Regions from separate parts of the Homo sapiens genome. Here region 2 is linked to region 1. A link is an interaction called in ENCODE POLR2A ChIA-PET data of the cell type or tissue named here. Cell type or tissue: PC-3. All regions are shown on one strand. Each heading gives the region's core, and the rest is flanking DNA. Links, peaks and the distances in the headings are about the cores only. Region 1 overlaps NEDD4L (NEDD4 like E3 ubiquitin protein ligase). Region 2 overlaps NEDD4L (NEDD4 like E3 ubiquitin protein ligase).

Region 1 (16,772 bases), core at 3,540-11,539:
CATGCTTCATAAGGTCCTACAATCAACTCACTATAACAAAACATCTGAAAGGCAAATTGTTTCATCAAGAAGGGGGAAAGGTCTCCTGCATCTTTAAATGCCATTCAGTAAACACAATACGATGTACCTCTTCTGCTCAAAGCATTTGAAAAGACCCCAAGATTTGTATCCTCAAAACATTTAGAATCTGGCAGCTACAGACAGTTCCTAATTTATGAAACCTTGTATTCCTAATGTTTAATTTTTAGGGCTGTTACTTAGGATCCTGATCACATTTTCACAGGAAAGAAAGACCTCAACCTTAGTGAAATCTGCCAGTTCCTTAGGCTGTAAAGACCATCTAAATGGAAATGACTCTGGCCCCTCTTTTGAGCTCCATTCTCCTCTACCACCATCTTCACACATCCACTTGGAGATCTAAGGGATGCCTTAGACCTAAAAGGAGCAGTGATTCCACCTCTGCACTGCTCCCCAGCGCATCTGTCCCATCTCAGTGGCCCCCAGCCAGTTCAAGAGGACATTTCCTCAGTTCTGCTCTTCCCTTTCTCTCTTACACATCCAGTCAATCAACAGATCCTAAGGGCTCCATCCCCAAATTTAATCTCCCACCATCTCCTCCTCTCCATTCTGAATGTTACCATTTTGGTGTTTAAACCATCCTCTCTCACTCAGGCCTCTGCAACAGCCTCCTAACTGGCCTCTGGGTCACTCTCACTTGCTACAATAAATCACACCAAGCCACTCCTTTCTTGCAACTCTCCAGGCTGACTTACTACAACCTTAAGCAGGAAATGCAAATTCCCCAGCACCCACACAGCCCTAAAGAACCATGGCTCCTTTACCTTCATCTCCAGCCCTCCCCCATGAACTCTCTCCCTTCCCCAGCCCCACTGACCTGGCTACTTCTCAAACCTCTCAAACTCACTTTCACGTGCCTCTCTACGAACACTCCTCCCCCAAATCTTCAGGGCTGCTCTCTTCTCTGCTGATGATAAATGGCACAGTGAGTCTTTGTGCTGATTGCAACATAAACTAGTACCACACGTTAGGAAAGCAAATTGGTAATCTATACCAAAAGTATTTAAATCCTAATATTCTTTAATTTAGGAATCCCATTTCCAGGGAGGTATCATAGGAACAGAATCTGACTAAAAAAAAAAAAAAATTCTTGTTTTGCACAAAGATATTCCCAGTACCTTTCTCTCTTAAATGAAAAACTGGAAACAAACTTAACAGATATGATAAATAGGATATTGTACATTCAGAAACATATATTACATATTGGAATAAATCACCAAAATAGACTATATCTATGTTATGATGCGAAGTATAAATATACATTCTCTCCTAAAAAACAACTAAAAGGAAAATGCCAAAATATTAAGAGTGACTGATGTTCTTTCTGTTGTTTTTTCTGTTTTTTCCTCTATTTTTTTTCAGACTTAGAAAAATGTATAATTTTCACAATTAGAGTGGGGAAATTCCTTCTTGTTTTTAACAGAAGGAAATTATGCTGTAAGTAGTTGTTAGCTTTCCAAGTCAACAAAGAAAAGACACTTAAAAACACAATGTTAAAATTAAAAGGTGCTATACAAGATATACAATAAATCAAATGAGAAAAAACATATGACAGATGGGGAGTTAAACTGCCCATTTTACAAAGAATTCTTATCAATGAAAAATTAATAGGTCAAAGGAAAAATTGACAGAAGGATGTGAGTTGGCACTGGATAAAAATGGAAATATAAATACACGAAGAGATACTTGGCATCACTGACTGAAGACATAAAATGAGATGTTTTTACCTTCCATAATGTCGAAGATGAAAAGACTGATAAAATGGGTTAATATTGAACTAGGGAAAAACTGGTACTCTCATCAACCACTACAGCCAGTGGAAACTAGTGCAGTACTACAGAAGGCAATTTCCCAACGTCTATGAACATTGTAAATGTTCTTGTCCTTTGAACCAGGAATTCAACTATGGGAACTTAACTACAGAAACCCTCACACATAGATATATCACGAAACACCAGGCTGGGTATGGTGGCTCACGCCTGTAATCCTAGCACTTTGGGAAGCCAAGGCAGACGGATCACTTGAGGTCAGGAGTTCAAGACCAGCCTGGCCAACATGGTGAAACCCTGTCTCTACTAAAAATACAAAAATTAGCCAGGCATGGTGGTGCATGCCTATAGTCCCAGCTACTCGGGAGGCTGAGGAAGGAGAATCACTTGAACCTGGGAGGCAGAGGTTGCAGTGAGCTGAGATGGCATCGCTGCACTCCAGCCTGGGTGACACAGTGAGACTCTGTCTCAACAACAACAACAAAAAAAAAAAAAAAAATGAAAGAAAGAAAGAAACAGAAATACCACAGAGTTTTAAAAACATGACACACCTCAGAAAACATCCTAGATCTATTAATTAGAGAAAAAACCCCAAAGCTCTGTTGCAATCTATCATTTCCAGCATGATCCCGTTTAAAACAACAACAACAACAAAACACACACACACACACACACACACACACACACACACAAACCGAGCAGCTAATGTTTATGGAATCCTTACTATATGACAGCACTGTTCTAAGTCTTTTAAGAGCACCACCTATTTTAATCTTTGCAGTAACCCTAACAGTAACAGATAGGCGCTGTTATTATCCCTGCTCTACAGATGATCCCACTAAGGCTTGGAGAGATCAACAGAAGTTTCCATCCAAGTGGCCCTCTGAGTGTACATTTCTATCTCTCTCTTTCTCTGATTCAGACTAAATATCACAGTCATAAGAATCTTGGGAAAATAAGACACAGTATCATCACATGAACAGATATGGGATGGGCTTGGGTTGAAAGAAAAACAAAACCAGGGGACTGCTGCTGTACAAGTATTCTCCAGATGCCAGAAATTCAAAAGAAACAAATCAAGAGATGGAGTCAAGAGATCCAAGGGGGCTAGAGTGACTAACCCTGGGGCAGCGATCAGGTGATTTATCAGGAAGCTTCATTTCCTCTCTGCTTTTCCCACTGCTACCTTGCACTTCATGTAGGCCAAAGCAGGAATGTGGTCCTAAGACTGAAGTGCAGGCAGCTCAAGAGAGCAAGCAGGGCCATGCAGGAGCCACATCTGAAAGGCCACCTCCTGGCCCATCCCACCGGGCCCTACATATTGCTTCAACCTGGCACATTCCAGTGAAAAAGGGGCAAACGAGAGGCACAAACAGGAAGACCAGTAGACCACCAAAAACTGCCAATGATGCCAAAGGGCAGGCAAACGGGGTCTCAGAATAAACCAAAGAAGAATGTTAAATACTCACAATTAATATGCTCGTAAAATCTAAGAGGATATCAGCACAGCAAAACAAGAACAGACTAGAATTAAAAAAAAAACAACAACAACAAAAACCAAATCAAGACCTAAGAGAAGGAGCCAGCATGTTTAACCTCAAACCACAGCATTGCAGCTTCCTTCATAGGAAAAAAATGGGGATGTGGTTAACACTCATCACTGGTGAGTGACTTGGAAATCCCTGCCACCCCACTCTCCCACCATTCCACATTAACCTCCACCCCACTCCCTGCTTAACATACAGAATGAGCATTTTCATCTTGTTCTCCACACTCACACATTTACACATATGGGCACAGGAGGAATGCGTCTTTTAGAACTGGATATTATACATTTTTCTACACATTGCTTCTCATTCATCAAGTTCTCATAGAAATTCCTCCACAGCCAACTCTCATACAGCTCTAGTTCTCTCATAATATTACATGGTACAAACAGTCCATAAATTGGCCGTTTTTCAACTGATGGGTTTTCATATTTTCAGTATTTTGCCACTATAATGGTACAATAAATATCCTTATACATATGACTTTGCACACATTTTTTATTTCTAAAAGACAAATAACCGAGGACAAAGGTTGCTTAGAAGAAAGGTATGATAGTTTTTTATTTTAATATACATTGCCCATCTGCTTTTCAATTTCCCAACTGCCCATAATTCACATTTCCATCAGTATTATGAGAAATAATACCACTTGCCACTTCTATTACAGCCTTGCTATCAAAAAGTGTTATTTTTCTCTATTTTTACCAATCTGATGGGTTTAAAGTAACGTCTCATTGTTTAATCTGCATTTCCCTAGCAAAAATGAACTATTTTTCATAGGTTTGCCAGCTAGCTGTCTGCATTTGTTATCTGTGTATTCTATATTAACATTCTTTGTCCATTTTTCCTCTGTGGTTTTCTTAACAATTTGTAAGTTTTTTGTTATAGATAGTAACCCCATGTCTGTTTCAAATATCCCTTCTTGATCTATGACTTAATCACGTATCTTTTGCCACAGAAAAGTTTAAAAATATATATTCAGGCTAGGTATGGTGGATCATGCCTGTTAATCCCAGCACTTTGGGAGGCTGAGGTGGGCAGATCACTTGAGAACAGGAGTTCTAGACCAGCCTGAGCAATATGGTGAAACCTCGTCTCCACAAAAAATTGGCTAGGCATGGTAGCTGATATGGTTTAGCTCTGTGTCCCCATGCAAATCTCACCTTGAACTGTAATAATCCCCACGTGTCACGGGAGGGACCCGGTGGGAGGTAACTGAATCACAGATGCAGGTTTTTCCCATGCCGTTCTCATGATAGTGAATTACATCTCATGTGATCTGATGGTTATAAAGGGGAGTTCCCCTGCATACACTCTGTTGCCTGCCACCATGTAAGATGGGACTTTGCTCCTCATTCACCTTCACCCGTGATCGTGAGTCCTCCCCAGCCATGTGAAACTGTGAAACCTCTTTCCTTTCTAAATTGCCCCGTCTCAGGTATGTCTTTATTAGCAGTATGAGAACTAATACAGTGAGTCTTGCCTGTAGTCTCAGCTACATGGGAGGCTGAGGTGGGAGAATCACCTGAGTCTGGGAGGTCAAGGCTGCAGTGAGCCCTGATCGCGCCACTGCACTCCAGCCTGACAGAGTGAGACCGTCTCAAAAAATAAACAAATAAAAATAAAATATATGTTCAAAGTGTGTCTCTTTTTATAGCTTGTGCGTATCAAATTTTGCTTAACCATTCTCCCTCACTCCAAGATTATACAAAATAGGTTCTTATATTTTCTTGTAAAAGTTGAATTGCTTGTTTACATTTAAGTGTTTGAAGATTCCGGGACTTATTACTGATTATGATATTAGATAGAGGTCTGTGCTGTTCCCCCAACCCCCTCTCCAGATAAAGAACTGGTTATGCCAGTACCAACCTCAACAGTACTGAACTATCATCTTGTTATACATTCACTCTCTTAATGAGACACAGTCCTAGATTCTCTAGTCTGTTCCACTGAACTATTTATGTAATTCTGGATCAATACCACATTGCTTTGATCACGAAGACTTCTTATTCTTAGCATGTTGTCATTACTTGTAAGCCAAATCTGCCCTCACCGGTTTTCTTTTCCATATTTGTCTTGGCTCCTCTCAGGTAGTACGTATTTATTCTTCTATAAAGACTTCAGGATTATTTTATTCAATTAAAGAGAAAACCCACCACTTTGGAAATTCTAACCGGAATCACAAGAAATTTACTTATTAATTTTGTAATAAGATACATTCAGGCATTACATGTTTTAATTTCTCTAGATTATATTTCACATTCTTCACTAAGAAGGTTACAGGTATTAGTTCAATGTCTTCCTAGGTTATCTGCTGCTATTGTGAAAGAAATACTTAACTTCCATTTCTAGGTGCTTATCTTCAAAACACAGAAAAGATAATTTCTAGAGACCTATCTTTTATCCAGCTTCCTTGACAATTGTTTCTGTTGATTTTAGATTTTTTACTAGATGCTCTTGCGATTTCTAGACATATGACCATTTCATTGTCTTACTCCACTCACAAGAACCTCTAAGATAATATTAAATACTAATTGTAAAATGTAAGATTCTTCTCTCATTCCTAATTTTAATTGAATGGCTTTAGTGTTTTGTCTTTTAGGAAATATTTGCTGTGGTGTGTGTGTGTTTGTGTACACATATATGGCCTTTATGTTTAAGTAATTTATTTTTATTCCTAGTTCGCTTTCTCAGATTGTACTATATTAGGAATGGCTACTAAACTTTTTCAGATAGGTTTCTAGCCTCTACTGACTTATTCATATATTCCTCTCCTTCAATATGATTGTGTAACAACTGATGATAGTGATGAGTTTCTAACAGTTAATCACCCTGGTGTTACTGGAAAATAACTATTGATTATAGTGCATTCGTGTTTTGATGCACCCAAGAGTCTATTTGTTAATAAATTATTTTAAATTTCTACATTTACTTTCATAAATAATATTGATCTTTATTTTTATTTTTTTAATTCATCAGATTTTTAAATTAAAATTTTGATGGTTTTATAAAATGAACTGGGAACCTTTCCATGTTTTAGTATGTCCTGGAAGAGTAAAAATAACACTCAAATTTTCTATTTTTTCAAGCCAGTGTGACCAACATGGAGAAACCCCGTCTCTACTAAAAATACAAAATTAGCCGGGCATGATGGCACATGCCTGTAATCCCAGCTACTTGGGAGGCTGAGGCAGGAGAAGCACCTGAACCTGGGAGGCGGAGGTTGCAGTGAGCCGAGATCGCACCGTTGCACTCCAGCCTGGGCAACAAGAGCGAAACTCCATCTCCAAAAACAAACAAACAAACAAAACCTCAGCTGGAAATCCATGGATTCCTGGTGCCTTTCTCAATGGTAACTTTTAATCATCTTTCCTATCTCTTCTATAGTAATTGGTCTATTCAACTTTTCCATGCTTCTTGGATCAACTTTGGTAATTTGTATTTTCCTAAGAAGTCAGCCCTATATTTTCAAATGTGTTGCCACAGGGCTGCATGTAATGTTTTCTTATAAAGTCTATTGATATCTCCTGTGTCTCCTTTCTCATTCCTATTATCTATTTCTTTCTTTTTTGTTGTTGTTGATGTTGAGACGAAGTGTCGCTTTTCTTGCCCAGGCTGGAGTGCAATGGAGTGCTCTTGGCTCACCGCAACCTCTGCCTCCCAGGTTTGGGCAATTCTCCTGCCTCACCTCCTGAGTAGCTGAGATTACAGGCATAAGCCACCATGCCCGGCCAAATTTGTATTTTTTTAGTATGGATGGGTTTCTCCATGTTGGTCAGGCTAGTCTCAAACTCCCGACCTCAGGTGATCCGCCCGCCTTGGCCTCCCAAAGTGCTAGAATTACAGGTGTGAGCCATCATGCCCGGCCTCTCATTCCTATTATCTAGTTCTAAGTTAGGATGATTTCTTTCTGTTCCTGAGTTAGGATAATGAGAGTTTACTTTATTGGTCATTTCAAATAACCAGCTATTGGATTTACATAACTTTTAAATCTTATCATCTCCTAATTCCTCCCTCCTAGTTTTTATATTTTTTTGTTTACTTAGTTGATCTTTTTCTAATTTCTTAGGATGCAGACTCAATTCTTTACTTTTTACCTTCATTAAATAATGAACGTAGGTCTTTTCTCCAGGTGATATGCTCTATGATGCTTAGAATTTTTACAAAGACCAAGAAAGAAAAATACCCAAGATGAAAACGTTATGAGTCACAAGGCAAGTAAGTAATGGAACTAACAGGCTAGTTGTTGGCATTCTAAGAAAGGAGGGGGAAGAGTAAACTGTCCCTAGTGGGGGCGGGGGTGGGGTGTGCAGAAAGAGAAGGAGGAGGTAAAGGAGGGGGAGGTGGAGGAGGAGGAGGTGGAAGAGGAGGGGGGCAGTAGGAGGTGGAGGAGGAGGAGGAGGGGGCAGGAGGAGGGAGAGGAGGAGGAGGGGGAGGGGGGGAGGAGGAGGGGGAGGAGGAGGTGGAAGAGGAGGTGGAGGTGGAGGATGAAGGGGGAGGAGGAAGTAGTGGAGGAGGAGGAAGTAGTGGAGGAGGAGGTAAGGGAGGAGGAGGAGGTGGAGGAAGAGGAGGGGGGCAGGATGAGGGGGAGGAATTGCTTCCATTTCCTGAGTGCAGGCCGAGTTTGAACTATAATCTCTTATCTATTATCTTTCTTATCCCATTGTTAGGTTTTCACTCTTCATTTCACATTTTGGGAAACATGTTTGGGTTCATATTCAGGCTTAAAAAACTAACCAACAAACAAAAAAATTCCCACTGGAATGAATCCTGCAGTCAGACTACATTTAGCCTAATTTTAAAACTGCTATTAAATATCTAGAATCAGTGTTCCAAAGTGAAGGCACCCCAGGATCTCGAATCAGCAAAGGTTCACTCCCATGTCACGACAGTGAGCTCACTCATGCATAAATGTGGCCTAATATATCTGAGGAGTATTTTCAGCACAGCTTGATATACAGCTCTGTTAATCAGAAGAGCCAGTCATTCAGAACCCACTCCTTCTCCAGGTTCAGAAATGTACCCTTTTAAAAAGTGACCTTGTCTATGCAATAGCTTCAGACAGCAATTCTCAAAAACCAATGCTGAAGGGGCAAAGTGAATCTGCTTCTCCCAGGGTGAGAGGCTCTGACCTCATTAGAAAACTGTCTAAGGCCAGAAGCAAAGCTGCTACTATTTTCTTAATCCTCCCTACAGGGAATTAAGGATGACTTAAAAGGTCTCAACCTGGCCTGGGGAACTTGAAAATGACACTCGAATAAAATCACATTCATTTATGCTCTACTAATTCAGAATTATTTTTATGATCTGGAAAGAGTTTGGACTCACGTTTCCATTTTTAGACCCTATGACAACAGGCTGAGAAGGAGGCTCAACCTACTTATGGGAACAAATTTTAGATGCTCTGACTCATATGTAAACAACTGAAGTGCTAATAATTTATCTGTTAGTTAGAGCAAATACTTCTATTTGGGTTGCTACCATAAGCCCTTGTAAGAACTAGAACCAAAATGACAATGTTCATATGTCCTATATTTAATTTTGTCACTTTGTTCCTGAATACTTTCCCCCGAGTGAATCCCAGTGAATAAAATGTTACTATTATATTAAACCCCCATTAGAACAGGAACTCTTTGGTAGTAGGAACCATTTAATGTTCCAGTGAGGAAATAATACCACTCTGCTCTTTGTTGTTGTTGTTGTTGTTGTTGAGACAGAGTCTCACTCTGTCACTCAGGCTGGAGTGCAGTGGCATGACCTTGGCTCACTGCAACCTCCGCCCCCTGATTCTCTGCCTCAGCCTCCTGAGCAGGTGGGACTACACAGGTACTCACCACCATGCCAGCTATTTTTGTATTTTTAGTAGAGGCAGGGTTTCACCATGTTGGCCAGGCTGGTCTCAATATACCTCCCTTCTCTTTAAGTTATGTCAACTTTTTGGGGGAAAGGTCCAAAATTCCACCTTCCATGAACAAAAAACCTGACCTGGATCCTGCTTAAGCAACCTCAGATCCTGGTCAAGAGCCAGATGTCAGATGACACTCGTGAGTGAGTGCAGAGGCACGGCCAAGGGTGCAGCTGTACCCCAAACATCACTGGGGGATGGGCATGGTACTGCCGCTACTAAGTCATAGAAATTTTAAAAAGGTGGAACAGGGCCCAGGGACCCTCGGCTATCAAGTCTCTTAGAACCTACTGGCTGGTTCTGCACAGGACCACCAGCCCAAGTACCTTCATATATTCCTGTTGCACTTAGAGGTTAACAACCCTGTAGGCCATCCACTCTCACTCCCATCTATGCATATTACCCTGCCTGCCTTAACCCATTCTTCAGGGAGGAAACTACAGCTCCAGAACTGTAAGTAGGAGAGTTTCAAGGACGCTGCATTGGCTATAAACAAGCGCTGTTTCCAATTTCCCAGAAAAAAAAAAAAATCTCTAAAATAAGGTATTTGGTTGATTTCCCTCTTCCTGATCCCCACACAGCACTCTGGTTTTCATCTGTGAAAAATAAATGGAACAATCTCTGTTTTCCAAAGTTCCGTGATATACAGCTACTTGTCATGGTTAAAATATAAAATGGCGCCGGCTGGAACTTCCAGATATCCTTGTATCTTTTTCAAGCACTTTAAATTTCACTTCCTGGTGAAAATATTCTATCTGATTCCATTCTTGGCAAACAACCGTATGCTAAAGCTTAAAGAGAAAAGAGTGGATGGGAGAACTAATATGCACTTTCACAATGCAAAGGACAACAGGGGAGACACAATTCAAAGGTCTTTTCCTTGTGCACAGGATGGGTGGGAGAACTGAGTGCCTTTGGATCGTCCCTTATTCCATCACACTGTAGCAAGTGGTGTACCCCAACTGCCGATGAAGGTGCCCAGGTGGGGATGCAATTGATTCCTACCTGTATGTTCGTGCTGTAATATTTGCCCAATGAGGTCAAGGAACAGGAGACCACCATGCCTCCCACAAACACCCACACACTTAAATGCCTCCAACCTCAGCCAGCAATTCTGTTACTTCTCACTTCTGCGGATTTCTCTTCTCTTACTTGTGCTCTTTCCAGTTTTTGCCTATTATTTCTCCCACATATCTTAAGTTCTGTTGCCAGATCTCTATGCATACGTTACCATGTCCAGCAAAGATGAATTCTCCTGTACCTTAAGCAGCAGGCTGTCCTCCAAGAGCTTATACCTGAGGAGGGGAGGTTCAGACCCCGTGCAAACACAGATCCATAAACTGGTTACATTTGACTGGAAAACTTGATATAATCTTCAAACCGATGTTGCTGGGCTGAACCAAGCTACTCTCCTGCTGAAAGTTTGGGTTTTTGTTGTTGTTGCTGTTGTTGTTGTTTTGAGATGGAGTCTCGCTATGTCACCCAGGCTGGAGTGCAGTGGTGCGATCTCAGCTCACTGCAACCTCTGTCTCCTGGGTTCAATAGATTCTCCTTCCTCAGCCTCCCAAGTAGCTGGAATTATAGGCATATACCACCATGCCTGGCTAATTTTTGTATTTTTAGTAGAGACAGGGTTTCGCCACGTTGGTCAGGCTGGTCCCGAACTCCTGACCTCAGGTGATCCGCCTGCCTCGGCCTCCCAAAGTGCTGGGATTACAGGGATGAGCCACCGCGCCCCATGCTGAAAGTTTCAGTGCATCCTGTACCCAGCGCAAAGGGGAGCATCTTTCATTCCTCTGCAAATAGCTTTATTGCAATTAAGAGAAATTAAAGGAATTAAGGAAGCCATTGTACAGAAGGTGGTATCTGAACTGGATCTCATCAGCTAAGCAAAGTCCAGACATATGCAGAAGGAGGCACAAGGACACTAGGATTCTGAGGCCAGAAGAACAGCACAGAGGAAAACAAACATCAGAACATATACAGACAACCCAGACAGTCTAGCGTGGCTAGAACCAAGGGGATGTGAAAGGAAATGAGAGGGGACCTGGGTTAGACCAAAACTATATTCTACCAGAATGCCAGGGAAAGGGTTTGGGAGTTTTTTTTTTTTTAAACAATAATGCTATTTCTTAATTACTGGTGGTTTCTACCATTTCTCTGTGAAATCTTCAACTAATGACTAATGAATAGCCCTGAAATTTCAAGATCCGCCTTCCTACATGTTTTCTATTCTTACTAACTTAATCATCTCATTTCCCTCTCCCAACTGACACACTCCACAGTCCCTACCAGCTGCCTGCCTCCCTCCTTCTCTCCCTGCCAACCACACACACACACACACACACATACACACACACCCCTCTAGTCAAAATAGCCCAAGCTACTTATGATTATAAAACAAACTTTCAAATATTTTTACCAAAAACATTTCTTCTATATATAACTTCCATCATTTTTAAAAGGGTAAATATTTTTGCCAGGTGGCTGTATTTACCTTTCTTTAATCTCTTGTTATTCTCTTGGACATTTGTGAACACAACAGATTACTTGGTGTGTTAGCTCATGGCTTTACTGCTCATTCTCCTACCAACCCACAACTGTGCCTGTGCTAGCTAGAAGCTGGTGACCACAAAACTATATTAGTTCATTAGGAGTTAATTAAAAGGACTAAGAACCTCAAAAGCAGGAAACACAAATAGGACATAATAAAGATGATACCTTTGATTCTACATTGCTTACTCTACTTGGTCGATCTTAGAATATCTTATGGTTATGGATAAAATGTATTTGATGGGTTGAACTCTCAACCCAAACATCCCATATGGAGATGCTCACAGACTACTGGATGTCTGGATCTGATCCACATTCTGCTTTATCACTGGTTTGATGCCGAGTTCCTCCCCTGCCATTTTTTGATCTATTTTTTCCCTTTCTTCATCATACTCTGTTGGATTTCAGAGCTGGAGAGTTTCATTTTGTCTCGCAAACCATTTGACCTCTAGTGCTTTTTATAGCACCTTCTTGCTTCTTTTTTAAACATTCACATAGATGACCTTCAGAAAGATCTACAATACATATAAAACCTTTTATGTAATGAGTGTCTAATGTGAAGAACATGATGGACTATCTAAACTTATTTTTATAAGACTAAAGCTCAGAAACATAAGCAATTCCCATGCGTCATGACCTGTCACCAGTTAACATAATGTGAAGGAAAGTGATGAGAGTGATTTTCATTTACTTAGACGCCTGCTCATTCATTTGGTTGGAGCAATCCCAAGAAAACCTTGCCCAGTGGAAATTTCAAGGTTTCTATTAGACTGTAAGCATCTTGAAGTCAACGGACTTACTTTACTCCTTTATGTACTCCACATAACCACCTTGTCACATATACACCAAAAGCAAAATAACTGCTTATTGTGAATAAGTAAATCACCATTAATTATTTTGTAAATATATTTGTGCCTACAAGGTACAGACAGATCTATGATAAAGTCAGCTAGGCATTTTTTTTTTTGAGAAGGAGTCTCACTCTGTTGCCCAGGCTGTAGTGCAGTGGTGCAATCTTGGCTGACTGCAACCTCCGCTTCCCAGGTTCAAGCAATTCTCCTGCTTCAGCCTCCCGAGTAACTGGGATTACAGGTGCACACCACCACGTCTGGGTAATTTTTGTACTTTTAGTAGAGACGGGGGTCTCACCATGTTGGCCAGGCAGGTCTCAAACTCCTGGCCACAAATGATCTGCCCGCCTTGGCCTCACAAAGTGCTGGGATTACAGGCGTCAGCCACCACGCCCGGCCAGCTAGGTTTTTGGAGTCAAAATGGTTGAATTTTTTATTATAAGTCATTCTATGAAACTGGTTATTTTCTGTGGCTAAAAGCAGTGGCTTTTTCACAGCAGTTGGATTGAACTGGGTTCTCTAAAACCAGGGTGATAAGATTAGTATAAATCTTCAGACTGAAAAACTTTCTCTAATTATGCCCTTATAAATTGCAGTACACAGTTGTTATTTTTCAAATGCTACAAGTTTTTAGGGTCTGATTCACTAGTCTTCTCAGACAGTCTGGCAAGACTTAATTTGTCTGAGAGATCAACTACCAAATGGAGAATTTCATTTAATTATATAAAAAGTAAAAAAAAAAAAAATTGCAAAATGTTTTTACCAGTCATGGTTATTTTAACATTTACTAATTTGGGTATAGCTAACATAGTTTAGAAAAAAAAAAAAAGATCATCTGTTTCTTTGTATAAAAAGCTGTCTTTAAAAAGAAAACCCCTATACATTTACCAACATTCCATATTGTTATGCTCAACTCTTTCCTACAGTGTACTAGCTCTCATCACTGAATCTAGACATACTTAGATTATTACCACCACTTCCCAAAAATTTACCTTCCAAAACTGAAATGTAAGAGATTAGAAATACTAAATCTAACAATAAAGACTTTTATTTTATTTTTATTATGACAGTGGTTTCACTACTTGTAGTCACTTTTACTGCCAAGTCAGTTTGTGGATAATTTAAGAAGTAATTTGCAATTAAGTTTTTATTTAAGTATATCTAAGTATGCACTGAGGGCCAGGTGCGGCGGCTTACACCTATCATCCCAGCACTTTGGAAGGCTGAGGTGGTAGGATGGCTTGAAGCCAGGAGTTCTAGACCAGCCTGGGCAACACAGTAAGAATCCGTCTCTACAAAAAATAAAAAAATTAGTTGGTGTGGTGGTGTGTGCCTGTAGTCCCAGCTACTCAGGAGGTTAAGGTGGGAGGATCACTTGGGTCCAGGAGCTCAAGGCTGCAGTGAGCTACAAGTGTGTCTCAGTCCTTCAGCCTGGGTGACGAAGTAAAACCTTGTCTCTTAAAAAAAAAAAGTATGTACTGAGGCCCAATATTATCAGTTATTAACACAGGTAGATGTGCACACATGGACACACCTCACAGCAGCAGTAAAACAAATAAATTGAACTAGTAACTTACATAGTGGTGTGTATACTAGCAAGCACAATAGGCCCTTAACAACAATGATGAGAAAATAAATAAAGCTAGGGCACTTGTCAAACAAAAGGAGTATGAAGTATCAGAGACAAATGGCGAAGGATGAAGGCTGTGTTGAATGTATGCAGCAGGAATGGATGGCTACGCTATCCAAGAAAGACCCTACCACCCAAAGGATCAAGTCTGAACCCCTTCCAGGGGGAGGCTGGTGTGAACAGGACAGGCAGGCTGGAGGAGCGCACCAGGAGGAAGTGCAAATCCACGTGTTGAAAAGGAACTGCATCATCCCTGTTTGCAAACCGCTGTTGCATGCTCCTCTGGAGAAAGCCACCAGTCCAGCGCTTCTCCAACCTGACTGCATGAGTCACCCAGGGAATCCAGTAATTGGTAGATTCTATCTCAGCCCCTCTGGGGCAGGGCCTGACATCTTACATTGCTGATGAGCTCCGGGGATGCTGCTGCCCATGGACCACACTTTGGCAAGCACTGTCCTGGAGGACAGCCTGGCCAATAATAGGCAGAGGGAAAGAGAGTTTAACAGAAAGAATATCACCTGCCAGGCAGGGAACAGGAGACCTGGGCTTCCGGCTCTCCCTTTGTTTCCTGCTCTCAGGTCCTTTAGCTGTAAAACACAAGGGATCTCTTAGGTTCCTTTGTAGCTTTAAAAACTTGAGGCAGGAAGAAAGGTTTATGGCCTGAAGAGCTGCACCTCTTAAATCAGGGATTAAAGATGAGGACAGAGCTTTAGAGAATAAAAGGTTACTGAGGAGCTGCACATCTTCAAGGCAAGAGAGGAAGAATTTACTTATTTTTATTGGAATGCCTCGACAAAAATACCAAATGACATATGCCCAGGGCTATTTTTGCAAAACAATGGACAAGTCTGAGAATAACTCAAGTGTCCATCAATAGGGGACTGACTGAATGAACTTCCGTCAGCGTATAGCACAGAGTTATAAAAAGACAAGGGAATTCTCTGTATACTGACATTGAGTGAGTTCCAGTATACAACGCTAAGTGAAAAAAAGAAAACCAGGGCTCAGAACAGTATGTACCATGTGCTGCTTTATGAGTAAGAGAAAATACAAATATATCCATACTCTTTCCAAAAAGGGCAATGGAGGAGGGATAATCCCAGAACAAATAAAGACAGTTACCTATTAGGGGGCAGGGATGAAAGGTTGCCTTAATACACGAACGTAATAAGAACATAAACATAAACATAAACTGTGTATCAAGTTAGTGGTGAACTCATATAGAGAAACATTATTTCACCTGACTTTGAAACCTGTTTCTATTGTCATCCCTGATGGTATATGCTAAATAAAAAAGGACTGCCAAGAAATATTTAACTGCCTTCAGTAGCAATAAAGATAGTAAACTGTTAACAACGGTTGAGGCTGAGTGATGGGGTTTCATTATGCTGTTGGCTCTCATGTTGTCTTCTCTATTTTAGTATATGTTTGAAGAATAATTTAAAAATAGCTTTCCAAATAATCTTCTGCTTTTTTTTTTTGAGACAGGATCACACTCTGTCACCCAAGCTGGAGTACAGTGGCGTGATCTCGGCTCACTGCAACCTCTGCTTCCTGGGTTCAAGCAATTCTCCTGCCTCAGCTTCCCAAGTAGCTGGGATTACAGGCAGGCACCACCATGCCTGGCTAATTTTTGTATTTTTAGTAGAGATGGGGTTTCACCACGTTGGCCAGGGTGGCCTCGAACTCCTGACCTCAAGTGATCTGCCCGCCTTGGCCTCCCAAAGTGCTGGGATTACAGGCGTGAGCCAATGCACCAGCCTAATCTTCTTTATCTAACATTAACATACACACACTGAGCAAGAATACAAGAGAGTCCAGGTTTGCAACAAAGACAACCTTAGTCCACCAAAAGTGAATATCAATATATATAAGATCTAAGATACAAGTAGGTAAGAAGGTGGGGAAGTGGGGCCACACCTGACTCCTACTGCAAAGTAATAGATTCAGCATCTGTACAGACCTCACTGTATTCAAATACATTTTATATTATCTCATTCTGTTTTCACAACAAAATTGCAGGATGACTCCTCTGCCCACCTGTAGCGAAGGTAAGTGACTCGAATTGATTCCAGCTCAAGTTCTTTCATCTGTAAGTCCAGTGCTTTTCATACTGGCCCCTCTGGTAGCCCCACTAACAGGAGTGTGGGGGCAGGAATGGGGTTCACGAACCTAAAGCCAACAATCTCCAGTAGTACTTTAAAAATTCATGCTAATTTTTAACTTTGTTCCATAACATATCCACGTTATCTTAATACGAAAATAGTGTATTTCATGACTTACCGTCAATTAAAATAGGCCTGCATATGTATTTTGTGGCTTTACAGACCCAGAAGCCACAATTACTTATTCTGATTATCAGAGGCATTAAATGGCACCAGCCTCCCTGAGGCAGTGATAGCTGTCACCCAGCAAAAAAATGGGACAAGTCCCATTGTC
Region 2 (16,772 bases), core at 5,842-13,841, 53 kb before region 1:
CTGAGCTTAAACGATCTATCTGCCTCGGCCTCTCAAAGCGCTGGGATTACAGGTGTGAGTCACTACGCCTGGCCTTTGGATTAAATAATATTAATTTCCTTCCATCAATATCACTGAACAGCTATTACTTAATCACCCAGGTTTACAAATAAATATTCATTTGTATTTACTACTTAGGAAATTCATTATCAGTAAGGATTTGTTTTCTAGTCTCTACTATTATCTTATGAATTTAATATTGTAAAATCCTAACATAAAATAGGTCTGGAAAGACAAACTTTCCATGATCTTATATAATAACACTTTCACTATCTTAAAAGTATAAGGAAAGTCTAACGTGGAAAAATTCAGAAGTAATAAGGTTTTTCTATTTTTCATAAATTTTGAATATATCTTCAATAACCAAGGATGAGGTGCAATCCATAACACTGCAGTCCTAGGCTTGAAGTTGTAATTTGCTGACAATCTCATTTCAGCCACATCCAAAATTAGCAACTAATTCTTTACACATACTTTATTAATAGACTCCTGAAATTCAGAGATTAGATTAGAGAGAAGCACATTCATTATTAAGTTGGGAAAACATACAAAACGAAAAATAAAAGGAGCACTTTAATATAATGATCAAACAAACATGATAACCAGCTAAGGAAAAACTACTCACTTGATTTTTAGACTTTTCTTCTACTCAGTAGTAAAATATACGACTGGTACATACAACAGCAAAACTGCTGATAAAATTCTTAACCCACAATCAACCATACACCTTGGTTTATAATTTGGTTTTCGTTAATTTATAATCTAAGCTTCTTGGAAAAGGTTACTTGCTGAGTTACTTAAAATAATCCTTAATTTCTTTTCTAGCTAATCTCACTCTAAAAGGGTAACTTTTAAATTATAACAACTGTTTGGGTTTAATAAAAACCAGAAAGAACTTTTTGAGAAATACATTCAGAGGAAAGGTAGCCATTACCAAAAAGTGATCTTGGTTTGGCCTTTAAAAAAGAAGAGAATAAACCACGAAAACCTTCAAAGTCCTTCTAACTTAAAGTAATAAAAATAAAAGTTGCTGACACCTGGTAGTCAAGTGAATCATAAAATCTTTTTTAAGGATACATTTTATTGATTTTTTTTTCAGGGTTCTTCCATAACAGCACAGTAGGAAATTCATTAACCCTAAAGGGATAAAGGCATAATCCCAATGAAGATAAAAATCAAGATGAACTAAAAATGTGTTTGCTGATACTAATTCAGTGGATAGGGTTGCTACATATCCAATTCCTAAACATCTGTGAGGAATTAAGATTTTCTCTTTCAGGGAAAAAAACAATAATAATAAGAGCTAATATTTATTAAGCATTAATATGTGCCGAGCACTAGGCTAAACAGCTAGTATATATTATTCCACTGAATTCTTACATCCAAATCTTACAAAAATCTATCTGATTCCAGAGACGTTCCAGGAGGACGAGAGTAAAATCAGCAGAGATATGAGGGAGAAAGACCAAAGACAGATCATATACATTATTAAAAAGGTAACTACCCTAAGTCCTCACTCTCAACCTATTTATTCTTCCTTTATAAACAATGCTAGTGAGCTTGACTAAACACCTAAACTTCAAGCAGATGAGAGGCAGCAAATTAGAAGAGGGAATCGGCCTCTATCCTTGGAGCCACAAGTAGTAGTAACTGATAAGCAATAGAAATCAGAAAGAAACAATAAGCAGCAAACATCTCAAGATCATGGCGGTCTAAGAACTTTAATGCAGAAACAAAGCAGGCTATATACCTTACTAGGCCCAGACAGCACTGTTGATAAATGTTTATTTATGTAAAGAATGACTAGGTCATAAAATAACCTGTGGCTAGGAGAGTAACAGCGTGTCAAAAAATTGTTCAGATATGTTCAGAACGCTCTACTTAAGAGAGAATGAAAGACAGCAATACAACAGTGTGAATTATTGGCCAGACTATGGGCAGTTCATTTGCAGAAGACCCCAGATGGCCAAGACTGAGCTACAGTTTGCACTCTCCTGTGCTGGGGGAGCTGGTGGTTTGGGCTTCAGGCCACCTGATGTCCAGGCTCCGCTACCACACTTCTGTGCGCCCTAAAAAATGAGTTGACCCAGGTTACCTTTTCAGTCTTTTTCCTCTTTACTACTTCGCTTTAAATACCGTGAGAGAAACCACCTATTACCCACTTCTCTGAAATTCATGAAAATTTGACAACTGGCCAACACTTTCAAGACGTGGAGTTATCAAAAGCCACAAAAATGCACTCAGTTAATATTTACAGCAGGGAGATACTTTAGTTACCTGGAGAAAAGTGGTATTGGCACACAAGACATAACAGGATAGACCGGTCTTGCCATGGCTAGAATTGGAATTCCACTTTTACTTACTTCTTGCAGTAGGAAACTGAGAGAAAATTAATCCTTTCATTTCAGTTATTTTAGGAGAGAAGCTCTTTTATATATGCTTTGCAAATATTCAACTGGACTGCTCTTAATGCATAGGTATTTTACAACCTTGCTTGAATGCAAGTTTATTTTGTGGACCTCTGAGCCATAAAAGGACATCTCCCACCTCTAGAAAGAGGAACCATGTGAACACAATATAGATTTGGGGTGATGAAGGAAAAGTGGGTGAGAAAAAAAAATGCATTAAATCAGTATTTACACCAAAGGTTATCAAGGAAACCCAGATTTAGGCTGTCAGTAGCATTAACTTCTTAAATCAGTTTTTCTCAACCCTGACTGAAAATCAGAATCCCTGAAGTACCACCTGGGTACTATGCCCTCCTCTCCCAAGCAATACATCTACTTCTGGCCAGGGGTCCCCTTTAATGTGCTAAATAATCAAAATCAGTGAAATTCTTTTTATCCAGTCTGCATTATTCTTGGTAGATTCTATTCCATTAAGAGTTAAACCTGTTCACTGACAGAAATATCAATAAACTAGGATAAAGTTAAAAATCTGCTGACCACAGACTTGTGTTGAGCACAAGGGTAATACCTAATCCTTTTTGCTGCGGTGAGCCATTTAAACACCACTCTGAATGCAGGGTGGGAAATAAAAATGAGCCATTCAGTAGCCTTGCAAAGATGTGCAAGAACCTAGAATGCTTTTCTGAGAGTTTTAAGCCATGATTTACCCAATCTTTGATATCTGTTCTATAGATAAATACTGCTCGATCCCATCTCCCCAGCTAACACACTCTACCTCCCACTTTTCCTCCCTTTCCTCCCTCTCTTCCCCCACTTTGGGCAAGTCTTCCTGCATCTGTTTTGCTTGGCAACACACATCAGCATTCCAACAGATGTCACCTGGCCACTGACAGAAGATTGGAACATATGAGGCAAAGTAAGAAACTTGTTCAAAAGGAAAAAATGATCCCCAGTGAGGTTTCTGCCAGGGAGGATCACCAGACTTTCAGGCCTGAGGCTTGGGAAGGGAGGAGGCTCTGAGTCACTGAAGGCCATACCTTGTCATCACCCTTGCATGGGTATCAGATTGAAAGAATGCTCCCAAGAGCACTGTCTCCCATAGAACGCTCCCCTCCTCCCCAAGGACTTCCTCTCCTCCCTCAAACACAGAACCTCTGCAGAAACCTTAACTGGTCAGCTTAAAGAAGCCTGAGGATAAACTGGCTGTGACCACTTACGATGACCAAAGGACTTCATTACAAAGCATGATGTCTATTTCTTTCTTTATTTAAATCCACGTTCTAAAGAAAATTTTCAGTAGCTGAGACAAAGGAGTGTCTATTTCATCAGCAGCAACTTAAAAACTCTCCGCTACCCATCTCTATTCTTGCCTTTTCCATGAACTAAGATTGTGTCTATCTGCTCATCTGTCAAGCCCTCAGCCCATCAAGGAAACACATGATAAACTAGGGGTGAAGGGAATAAAAATATTTCACCCCAAAATATACCTCTTTGATACACTGTGAATGGCTGTTCAGAGGGCAGGTCTGTGGGGGGAGATTTGCACCTGGGGAGGAAACTGCACTGATGGGAGGCCATCTTTCTCTAAGGCCCTCCCTTGTCCAGATCTAGGGAAGATTGACTGAGAGTCTGACATCTTTAAAGGTCTGAAAGAAACATCTGCCTTCTCTGTGAGGGCTGCTACCTAGGAGGTTTCATCTACACGACAGGGCCACCTCTGCTAGCCAGGCCTCCTCTTCTCTCCCTCCAAGAATCTTTCTTGCCACCATAACCTGATTGACCACCATACCCTGTTTTTGGTCGGGCTCTGAGCCCCATTCTTCCTATAACCTCAGGATGGTATAGAAGCTTCTGAACCCCATTGGGGGGTTGGGGTAATCAATCTGCATGCACGTTAATAAAGTTGTATGGCATTTCTCCTATTAATTGGGCTTTTGACAGTTGATTTTTCAGGGGACCATCAGAAGGCGCAGAGCAATTTTCCCTTGGCCCCCACAGTAGGGGCAAAAAACGACGACCTCCAAAACTGAGGGAAACATGCAGAAACCTTGCTCCTGGAAAACGCTTCTGAAGGGCCTGCCTCTCTATGGGGGTGAAGCTTGCAGGATAAATGAGCTATTTTAAAAGCTATGTATCAGCTTTGCTTTAATGCCCACACATTATTCATCAATGGACAATACGCCTTATAATAAATGCAATCTGCAAATCAGAAGCAGACTCGCTGGTGCAAAAGTGCAAAAATATATCCACCCACGCCCTGGCATGACACAGGCAGCAGAAAGCATCTTGAAATAACACTTCCTTAAGGAGAAGAAAAACCTCCCATTTTCTAGGCATTGCAACATGAAAATGACAGGCTAAGTACTAAGGGGGAGACTAACTCCCGAGACAATCCATGATCTTTCCTGGTATTCGGAGAAATCAAAGGGTGTGGAGGGAAACAGCACAGGCCAGGGACCAGGATCTGCCACATACTAAGGCGACATGCACTTCTGCAAAGGCCTCTCAGCTCCCGCCTTGCCCTCCATCCAGTACAGTAGCCAGTGTGGTCCATGGAGACAGAAACAAAGTTCCTTGGGAACTGTTACATTTTCATGAGAGATTCTAGTATAACATAACAGGTCTTCATTTCAAGTATAATAGGGTTTTAGAGTACATGATCTTAAAATATGAAATATGAACAATTTTCTGTAAACTGTAAATTAAGATCCAAGTTAAGGGGCAACCGGAACTCAGAGGACTAATACCTAACCATTAGAATTGAGACATTTTAAAAGTAACTATGTTAACTTCAGGAGCATATTCTTGTAACCCTAGAGTTTTTCATGAGCGAAAAATAATAAAATTGCCAATTGATCAATTCTCTATCTGGACTGAATGAATGAAATTTCCAAATTTTAAAATTCTGGGTGACAAATATACGGAAGGAAAGATTAAAAGCATCCATTTTCCAAAAAGTCTAATGCCTTAGACCCAGATATAACTGCAGTCACCAGATTATTTTAATAGTAGCCAGTAATCTTAAAACATTTCTATCTGTTCTTCATAACTATATAGAAAGCAAGTCCACTTTAAAAGCAGAGAATAATGATCTCTTAATAAGGTGTCTGCTTAGATTTGTAACTTTATCTGGATTAACTCCAACACTTCAAAACACAAGACTCTTAGTACCTATAATTGGTCTTATCATTTAAAAATACTTAAGTGTTTAAAAATCACTCCAAAGTCACATCCATGAATACTGCCACCAGCAATCTGCGTATATTATTTTCAACCACAAGTTCTCCAATTTGATATATTGTATTTTCTATTGGCACAACACAACAGCATAATGAAGAACCTGGGAGCTGGACATTTCTGTCTTTCTTGTTAATCCGTTTGTGTGATTCACCTACAAGACCTACTTTGCAATGGAGTGAAAGAGCTGGAGTGGGGGAACCTCAGTATTTCTCCAGTATTTACTAGAACTTTCTACAGAGATACAAACCCACTGGCCAAAATATGCACATAATTAGACACTGAAAAGATATACATATGAGAACTTACATGAATCACTAAGAAAAACATCTGGTGTTTCCCTCATTTTAGTTATTTTTTTCATGGTTCAGAAATTTAATACTTTTATATGGCTGAATCTATCCAACTTCTGTGATTTCCTTTTCTGCTTCTAAGGTTAGAAATGTATCATCCTTCACAGATCTGATACTCAATTTTCACTGCTTTTTCTATGATGTGAAACATTTTATATGAAATTATCTATCCTGAATTTAATTTGGCACTTGGTTTAGGTTGCAGATCCGATCAACATTATAATTTTTTCAAATGGTTATATGCACATATAATTGAATACGATTTGTTCAAATGGTGGAAATATGGTTTATATTTCCCTTTTTGTTGCTAAATCTAAATACATATGATATTTAAATACATGTACCATATGTAGTTAACATGTCTCATATCATACAGATTAGCATTTTTCTTACATAAATGTCATATCCAACAAAAAGAAATGCAGAGACGTATTTAAAATATTCATTTCTTTAGTTTTTCTTCAGGATAAATTCTCCCCTGTATATATAAACAGTTTCTTTATAAACTCCATAAATAAAGCCTACTTAGTTGGATACAGTGTCTCATGCCTGTAAACCCAGCACTTTGGGAGGCCAAGGCAGGAGGACTGCTTGAGGCCAGGGGTTTGAGACCAGCCTGGGCAACATAGTAAGACCCCCATCTCTACAAAAACTAAAAAATTAGCTGCGTGTGTTGACATGTACCTGTGGTCCAGCTACTTGGGAGTCTGAGGTGGGAGGATCACTTGAGCCTGGGAGGTGGAGGTGGCAGTGAGCCATCTTAACGCCACCGTACTCCAGCCTGGGCAACAGAGCAAGACCCTGTCTCCCTCCCTCAATTCCCCAAAAGAAAGCTTCATCCTCTCTGTTCCAGTTATGATCCTACACTATGATGTTATAATGAAAGTGACAATAATCCATTGCATTCCTGGGTCTCTGCTACCACCATTAAATGGCAGAAACTGTGCCTTGGTATTTCCTTGTCCTCAGCATGGCCTGGCAGGTGTTCAGAGAGCAGCTTTGTGGAAGGCAGGCCAGCAAGGAAGGAATTCATCCAACTCCACATTTGATGGAAAAGAGAGGAATTGTTTGTGATGACAGCCACACCCAAGAAATCTTCAGCAACGTTTCACATGAAAAATAATTTGCTGAAACCTGCTAATAATGAACAAGGCAATTTGGAGCCAATATGACCACCACATCCCTGGGAGGCACATCTACCTTCAGTCTTTCAATGAGGCCCCTCCCACTGGCCCACTGAGACAAATCTGGTCACTTTTCAGCATCTAGTTCCAGTCTTGCCCCTCCATGACACAGTTCCTGTCCCTCCCAGCCTGTGCATAAGCAATCTGTCACCCAATGCCTTGCTTAGTGCCTGCTATCAGGAGTAAGGCTTCTTCTGCTAGGCAGGCCTCACCTCAGCTGTCCCATCTGTTTGTGAAACTGAAAGCTCTATAAACCAAGCTCCCTAAGTATTTATATGTCCAACGTCAAGAAGGATAGGGCTTCACGTGCAGTGATTATTCAAAAATAATTATTTCATACTCAAGAGAGAAAAAGAATATTCTCTATTACTGCAAAAGTAAAGCTCTCAGGGTTGGTAAATGGGTACGAAAATACGGTCAGATGAAGGAGTAAGTTCTAGTGTTCAACAGCACAGTAGTCCATGTCCTCAGCACGACAGTTAATAAGAAGTTACTATACATTTCAAAACAGCCAGAAGACAAGATTTGGGATGTTCTTAACACACAGATGCCACAAATGTCTGCAGTGACAGATATTTCAAATATTTCAGTATGTAATGATTTGATCATTACACACTGTATGCATGTTAACAAGATATCACATGTACCCCCATAAACAGGTACAAGATATCACATGTACCCCCATAAACAGGTACAACTATTATGTATCAATTTTTAAAAAGGAAAGTTCTCACTTTCCTCATCTTTAAAATTAAAGGAACTGGCCAGCATAATTTCCAAGGCAACTCACAGCTCTGCAAATCTGTGAATCTAACATTTAAAAATGACCCCTGCATACATTAGCTGGAGAAAAATGCCATACTGCAGAATGCAGGAGCTTCTCTTGCTAATATAATTTCAACCGAGGGTGCAAGCAGGCCGGAGGCACACTGTGTCCTTAGCATTGCTGTGTCCTTAGCCTTGGCATTTGGGCACCTAATAATGCGTGCTAATGTGTATAACATCGTTTCTGGATTTTATAAAAGCAGATAATTACCGTAGTAAGAAGTTAGCAAAAAAGATAATTACTGTAGTAAGAGGTTAATTCAACTTAAATATTCAAACTAAATTAAAATATTTAAAGTTTTATTACAACTTAATATCTCTTTTATTCAAGTGGAAAAGCATAATCAGTAAGGTCCTATGGAACAGATACTATGCTTAAGGCATTTTAACTCATGAGGAAGACCATATAAAAGAAGCCCAGAGGTATGCTGATAGTTTCCAGTGTTCAACTGTGACTAATTCCTTACAAAGTTTAAGAGTCCATGTTAGTTCTGCAATGTAACTCCTAGCCAGAAGACCTCCTGGATTTGAAGAAGTGCTGGATTGTTTGGTTGGAGCTTAATATACATTATTACATTTCAGTATTGCTGGTTCCACCCCACCTTTTCTATTCAACTCAATTTTTAAAATCTGGACCAAAACAGTTGTTTTCCTTCATGAGGTAACTACCTAGCCATGCATTTGAAAAGAACATGAGAGAGAGAAAAAAAAAAAAAAAAAAGCCTAAGAAGTAGGATTTATTATCACGCTTGAAAATGTCAAGGAAATGGATGAGTTATGACATGTGTGAGTCATTAAATGTATTTTAAAAGTCTACCAGCTCTCGAATGACCAATAGAAGAAAGAGAAACTAAATCTATCAGAAACGATTTGAATTTCAAAGTATTTAACATGCTTAATAACAACCCCAGCCCATCTAACCCCCAAGAAAGAAGTAAGCAAGATAATGAGTGATGATGTGGGTTGCAAGTAGGCTCCTCAAAGTTATTATACAGGGAAGTAAAAGTCACTTGACTCACTGTGATCTACAAAAATTAAGTCACAAAAGAAGGCTGTGTAAACTCTAGGAACCTGTGAAAAGCTGATCTGCCTGGGGGAAATTCCAGTCTCTTGCTACCTGGAGGAATTTACTCTGCTCTGCTTACTGGATACGTGGCATAATGCTTAACATTAAAACAAACACTGAATGGTTTCCAGAAATAGGGAGGTTGTGCAGGCACTTAAGGGAACCAATACAAAGTTTCCGAATACTAAAGTGTAGCAACGAGTCAAATCAGAGATAGGAGGGCCCCCTTCCAGCTCAATTATGATCCGTCCTTTTATTTGATTTCATGACCTGTCCCTTCACAGAGATTTAATCACTGTACTCAAAAGTGTCAGAACAGTCCACAGTTCTAAAATTGTCAGGGCATAAAAAACAGGCTTCTTGAAATACAATTGATTCCATCCTCCATCCTGAAAGAAACTAAGCTTCCTGTCAAAACATGGTGATGCCTAGAGACCAGGAAAGTGCCCGTTTAGGACATGGCATGAAACCAGCCAGGACATCAGGGGCTAACTTTCAGGCCCACTCACATCAGGCCACCTGTCTCACTGAGTTACTCATTTATTCTCCTCTGTATCCTAGTTGGCCCAAGGAAGCCACAGCAGAATAATCAAGAGATTCCAAAGGAGAACTCCAGTGAGAACATTATGCATTCAACATGCTCACTGAGAGAAGATTATTTCTTTTCCTTTTTTTTTTTTTTTTCCTGAGACAGAGTTTCACTCTGTCGCCCAGGCTGGAGTGCAGTGGCACGATCTCAGCTCACTGCAACCTCCGCCTCCCGGGTTCAAGAGATCCTCCCACCTCAGCCTCTCAAGAAGCTGGGACTACAGACAGAGGCCACCACGCCTGGCTAGCTTTTGTATTTTTTGTAGAGATGAGGCTTCGCCATGTTGCTCAGGCTGGTCTCGAAGTCCTGGGCTCAAGGGATCTACCTGCCTCAGCCTCTGGAAGTGCTGGGATTACAGACATGAGCCTCCGTGCCCAGCCAGCATTTCTTAAAAACATTTTATCACAAATAGAGACAGAAGTCCAGGGCCTGGCACTGGAATGTGGTGAACGAAGATTATTTCTAAAAATCTTTCAATAATCTCCACCTGCCCAGAAATGTATAGACATTCTGCAATACCTGCTTTTGCTAATATTTAACACATTCCGTCCTTTGGCCTTCTTAATTTTTTATTCAGAGTGGGGCATACGCAGCAGGTGAAGGCTGTTTTGGTGCTCTCCTTTGTGCAGGACATGGAATATCATGCTGCTTGGTATGAACTAAGAGAACTAGAAGGTTGCAGACAGGATGATAACCTGTCCGAATAATCACCAGCCAACTCTGAGGTGGGTTTCCAAAGTTTCCTTTGACATTTACAGAGGAAATGTAGACATTCTGGTACCTTTGTGTAGAATCAGCAATTTCAACACCACCTATGAATTTCCTGCTTTTTCCCATTCTTGCAAATGGCTTAATATAATTAAGAGTTAAAAAGGTAAAAACGTATTTAGGATAGCTAACCTGTATCGCCCACAGTAATATGCAGGTAATTATTTTTATTAAAAAATGTGCTAGATCATTGACAGTTGCACAAGTAGCATTACCATTTAGATTCGCCTCAACTATACAGAAATATTCATCAACTATCCAGAAACCATTCAACTATCCAACATTTATTACATTTTAAGGTAGTTTTTACATAAAGTAAATTTATTCTGGTACTGTGAACTTTTATGAAAAGATAGCAAGTTTCTTATCAGTATGTATTATAAAATTAGAGATTTATTTCAATGACTAGGAATTCTGCCACCAGGCTTAGCCAAGAGAAGCAGCTGCACCATTTATGAAAACTCTCTAAAAGACAGTATCTTAAAATAAGACATATTCCCAAATATCTCCCTCATTTTAAAGTCATACAATGTGGAAATTTTGTAGATATAACACTATATTGTTTCTCAAAAGCCTCAGTCTATACCAAAGTAACAGTAGACTCAACCACTGGAAATATTACAGCAAAATGACATGGTAAAAAATATGCTAGAAATGCAAGCCAAAATGTTATAAGGCTTCAAAATCAACACAGTAAATATACTTACGAGTCCTTTTCTATAATGCATAGTTCAGGAAGCAATTCTTTTCCAAGACTGTATTTGGTGTTAGGGACAAATACTTAGGAAAGATGAGATGACAACAGAAAGAGCATCAAAGCTATTTATTAAACATTTCCAGGTATGCCATAAATGCATGTTGTCCTTGTGTTAAATGCCATACTGATCAAAAAATGGTTGTTCACAATTAACCTAATTAACCTGCTAGGGGAAAGACTTGTATATTACAGATACCTGGTTCACGAATCAGGTACTTCCATGGACACTTTCATTTAAACCTAACTATGAACCTACGAGCTGGACATTTTTATCCTCAAATTTACTGATGAGGAATAGGCTTAGAGAGGGAGTCTAAGTACTCCAGGACCAAAAGCTAGTGAACTGCAGAGGACGGCTCTTTGGATCCCCAAAGAAGCCTTCTCTCACCTTCAGGCCAGTGCTGCAAGACACCAAATGAAGTTACCACCTCTAAACTTTTCAAAAAAACTGTCACATCACAGGAAGCATTAAACTGCTTTTTGGCTTAACATATACTTTTTAATTGTGCAAATATACACACACACATAAATACACATTCCCATTATAGGTGCACAAAGTGGTATCATAGTATACACTATGATATACACATAATGTTATTACACCTAACAACGGTATCACATCCTTTCATCTGAAACAGTGAAATAACACCATTTCACATGGGAGGGTCAAGTGAGATAATGCCTCCACAATGGGACAGCCATACATATTAAGTGAAATAAACAAAGCATTCTTCAAATTGTGAAGTGCTACAGAAACATGAGCTATGCTGCAAGCCATGTACAGTTTCTGTTTACAAACATATCGGTGTCAACCTTGTGCACTGCCTATCCAACTTTTCAAAACATCCCTGAAAACAGGTGACATTTGAAGATATATATTGGTTTATTCTAAGACCACATTAAGAGAGAGCATTACTATACATGAGAGAAGAAAGAAAGTTGATTGAATCCAGTCAGAAACCAGGTCAATGAAAAGAATGCTACTTGTTTTTCTTCTCCATTACAATATTAAGTTTTATTTTTATTTTTTTGAGACAAAGTCTCGTTCTGCTGCCCAGGCTGTAGAGCAGTGGTAGAAACAGTAATCTCAAACTACTGGGCTCAAGCAATCCTCCCACCTTCGCCTCCTGTGTTGTTATGTTTTAAAATAAAGGGGTGGTTAATACATTGGATACTCGAGTTATTTTTAGGGTAAAAAACAGACATCGACTAATATTAATGTCAAAAAATGGCCGTATATTAAAAACATCTTCTGTAAAAGAGACTCAAAGTTTCCCCAAATGAAAAGAATTTGGATATTCCTTTGTTGTTCAATAAAAGTAATTTTTAATCACAAGAGATTACTACACTACTCCTGTGAAGTACATGTCCACTGAGAGGACACAGAGGAAAGTCCAGAGAGCTTGAGCTGAAAGAACGCTCTCTTCTCCAATAGCATATGCAGTAGGTGTTAGAATTACTGCTTTTGTCCGGGTGGGCCCTCCTCCCTCCGTTTACATTACAAACTGTGTCAGCAAGACACTGAGATAGTCCCTGAAACTTTCCAAGTAACGGGTGTAATGTTATATACACAGTAGACCTTGAGTACTTCATAACACCAATGAGATTAGAAAACTGGCTCCTCAAGCTTGTAAAATGCAGAGTTTCACAGTTATTATGCACAAAATGGCATACAAAGGGGGCACAAATGCTGGTAAATGGTGGTCCAACTTCCTCAGAATAACTCTAATGCAGTTAAGAGGCTCAGAACCCAATAACCCAAAAGCTAATTTATAAGAAAATAACTAAATTACTCACTAAATGACTACTAATGACTGCCACAGACTGAATTGGTAAATTCTAACAATTCTGAAAATTTTTAACTGATTATAATTGATGACTATACGAATGAATTCTTGTCTACTGACAGTGATAAACCAGGTGGAAAACTTATCATCACAAGGGTTTCCCCTGTATTTTTTCTAATAATTTAGTTGGTTAACATTTTTTGGAGTCATGTTACATTTTAGATTTAGTCATGGCAGGATGTTTGGGAGGCACAGATAAAAGTACTCAACAACTTAATCTTGTAATAAGGTCTAAAGTATAGCTTATGAAATATGAGCACGTTGTCAAATGAATCCCGAGCGGTATTCCCAAATCTAGGAAGACTTTCCGTATCATTCCACCACCAAACTGCAACAGATTCTAGCTAATTTTTCATGTAAACTTAATAATGTAATGTCCTTTAGACCAAAGCAGTGGATATTTGAAACGCCAAAAAAGCTTGGTAGCAGCCAGACTGTAGACGCCCAAGTGAATGTTTTCCTTCAAGATAAGTAAGGCGGTGGCAGCTGCTGCCTAAACTTAACACCCCTGTCCATATGAAATGCATACAAAGTTGCTGAATGGAGCAGGCGGTTTTGTTATGTGACCACTTTTGGTTTTGTTTTTTAAAGAAAAATCGTTTTGCTTAAAAGAAAACCAGCTTACTAACCACGTACTAATTTATGTATGTGTACAAAAATACATACATATGAAAATGCAAACTACTGTTCACTAGTTGGAACTTACTCTCCAAGAAAAGCTCTTTATTCCAGAATTTATATTCTCCAAATGTGTAGAAACTTGTTTTTCACTACATAGGCCTTGCAAGTTAGAATAGCCCTTTTAAGCAAGGTACACATAAGTTTTAGTTTATTCGATTTGTTTTCTAATTACATTTGAAAGTTCAAACCAAATGAGTTTGAACTTTTTTGAGTTTAATTGTATGAATCCCTTTGTCTTCCACATCAGAACTGCAAAGTGATTTCAGTTTTTGGTAATATAATTGAATAGTTATCAAACTTTAGGAAATATATTTTTGTCAATCTTCATGCGGTAAGTGGTCCAAGTTCAGCATGGAATTGTGTTGCCGAACAAAGCCTACAACTGTCATGATGGTAATTTGTTGGGGGTGGGCGTTAAAGGCTACTATAATATCAAAACACTGTCAAAATTTGTACCATTGTGTAATACATGGTATAGGTTCAGACCAAGACAAAGCACTTAGCCATTTCCCAATAGAAGAGTTTGAGATAATGAAAGAAAGGAGATACATGGAAGGAAAGAGAAGAAGAAAAATAAATTTTCATTAAGCATCTGATTGTATCTTCAAAATGATGAAAACCAATGATGGAGGAGTGATAAAGTTTACTTGAAAGACGAAACTTATTTCTGAACACAAAGCAATAAAAGACAATACAATTCTAGAGTAATACTCAGACGCTCACTTTTCAAAATCACAATTCATAAGTGAAATCCAAAGAAAAGTCCCCTAGACATTTACTAATCATATCCTCAAACTGGCAGTCACATGAAATTCAGGAGAAAAAATATCCAATTCAAAATATAAGGAGCTTGTTCTTTAGGAGAAAGCACTCACTGGCTAGTGATTACTAGTAAAAGAAACCAAACTGATTAAACTTTTCATTCCACTCTAAACCACGAAAGCTGCAGAGTCATCATATGCCTGGTCGATGGAGCGTGCAGCTGTCTCTCTGTACTCCATTTCACTGAAAGGGAGCGATCAGGAACAGAGAAACAGGAAGGCCAGAATCTGTTCTAAGGCGTCTATTTCTCCACAGCTGGAGACAGGGTACTTACTATTCTATATACAGCATCCTCGGCTTGGACACTCAAGTGTGCAGTGTTAAATTGCACGCCACGCCATCTGACCATTAACGAGTCCCCATCAGTTTCCCCTAGCCTTGGGCCATAACCCAATGTGCTTTAAAAACGCATCTGTTAGTATCTTAGCAGTGTCACTTGTGGGATAGTAATGTCACTATCCCACAAGCGACACTACTCTCGTTCAGTATTACTTAATGGGACAAAAAACAAAGCAAATTATATAACAACGACTGACCTGACCTCCTGCAGCAAACAGGCCATGACAGATAATCAAATTCCACTAAACTTTACGTTCACCTATTTTAACTATTAAGAGACGAAACTGAGGTCCTTTGCAATATCCTCCCCTTTCCGAGAACTGATTATTTTTAAAGTATTGTCACAGGCTATACTTGCAAGCAGCTTTTTAAATGCAATTCCAACATCAGCACGTTGGGGCACTGACTTGTTTTTTGGCAGATTAAAGTAACAAATTTTATTCGAAATTCTTCTATTCAGAAAAATAAAAGCAGGGGGAAGGTATTCTGCTTGGATTTCCCAAACAGACAAAGTTCTTTGACTTTGAGGACCTACAGAAGACATTTGCAGAAATGGTGTTTTGCGCACCAAACACTGGACCACAAATCATCGTGCCAGAACTCGGCCAAACATTCAGATCCACTGGCCTGAAGCAGGGAAACTCCCGGAACAGAGGGTGAGGTTTTATTTTGGTTACGCCGCAGAGTAAGCATCGAAGTTGAAATCAGTAAACACATGTAAACACGCTGTGAACTTACCGTGGTGTCAGCTCCCGTGGAAACAGGGCTTTTGGCGCTTTTCTCCTCGGGATTCTGGGGAGCTTCTTCCGGCCCCCGGGTTACAAGAATTCTAAAATGCTGCTGCCCCGCGTTCTGATCCTGCCTGATCTTAAATGTGCACCCCTGGCCCTGCGGAGTCCTCTCCGCGGAGTTCGTCCTGCGGATTTCAGGAGCCATCCTGCCAGCTCGAGGCGATGCCTCCAGGGCTCCCCGATCTTCCGTGGGGCTCCCTCGCTCGCTTCGGGGCTGCGTGGGGTACGAGGTGCTCCTCTCCAGCCGAATGCGAGGATACCTCACCAACCTGTCCCCCTTTGTGCCCGTGAAGCCAAAGTTGAGGTCGCTGCCTGGCCCCGAAGCGCCTTGTTGGGGCTGCTGCAACTGGAAGACAAAACACCGCTTCCCAGAGCTTCCAGAAGCATCTGGAACGTGCTGCAGGGACCAGCGCCTGGGCTCTGCCGCGGCCGGGCCGCCCTGGCCATCGGGGCCCAGGGGCAGCAGCCTCACCTGGCGCACGTCGGCGCTGGAGGCGCGGTGCTGGATGCGCAGGCCCGGGGCAGCCTCCTCCGCGCAGTCCACGGGGCCGGAGCACCGCACGCGGCGGCCGCACGTGCCGTTGACCTGGAGCCCTGGGTCCCGGGCTGCCCTCGGAGGGGAGCTCCCGGGGGTGTCCCTCGGCGAGGGCTCCCGGGAGCCACTCTGGGGCGAGGCCCTCGTGGTGGCAGTGGCGGAGGCCTGGTCCCTGGGGTCGGGCGTTGCGCATGGAGGCCCATCGTCGGCGCCCTCGGGCGGCCCGCACCCGTCCGTGGCCCCGTCCGTGGCCTTGCGCTGCAGGGAGATCTGCACGGAGGAGCTGCACGTGGGGCGGGCGTCGATGCTGGTCAAGAGCTGCGGGATGAACATGGACGAGCTCCGCTTAAGCGCACCCACGCCTCCCTGCAGGCCTCCGCCGCCGTCCTCCCCTCCGTTCTGGGCGAAGGGGTGCGGGCTGCTTCTCCGCGGTAGGGTGTGGAATGCCATGAAGAAGTCGTCTTCTCTCTCCTGGTCTAGGATGTCTGATTCGGGGGCTGTGTTGCTGCGACCAGAGCCAAAATGAAACCG

The links. ChIA-PET counts read pairs that join two places held together with the same protein. Peaks named below come from ENCODE experiments on the same cell type or tissue, not always from the same donor. Only the 100,000 strongest peaks of a DNase experiment are listed, where the experiment ranks them.
Region 2: POLR2A ChIA-PET joins it to region 1 with 12 read pairs; 4 of 35 experiments call an interaction of 5 or more read pairs at or near these places.

The regions. Positions count from the first base shown.
Region 1 is chr18:58,200,375-58,217,146 of GRCh38, reverse strand. All of the region lies in intron 2 of NEDD4L (NEDD4 like E3 ubiquitin protein ligase), which reads right to left. Among named protein-coding and RNA genes, the nearest start is that of NEDD4L, 160 kb to the right of the region's middle. RefSeq lists an enhancer at 4,665-4,714. In PC-3, for the core only: no CTCF peak of the experiment used is centred there; a DNase peak (open chromatin) is centred at 7,636; H3K27ac peaks cover 2,294 bases.
Region 2 is chr18:58,255,656-58,272,427 of GRCh38, reverse strand. All of the region lies in intron 5 of NEDD4L (NEDD4 like E3 ubiquitin protein ligase), which reads right to left. Among named protein-coding and RNA genes, the nearest start is that of MIR122HG, 180 kb to the left of the region's middle. In PC-3, for the core only: no CTCF peak of the experiment used is centred there; a DNase peak (open chromatin) is centred at 9,147; H3K4me3 peaks cover 1,742 bases; H3K27ac peaks cover 3,112 bases.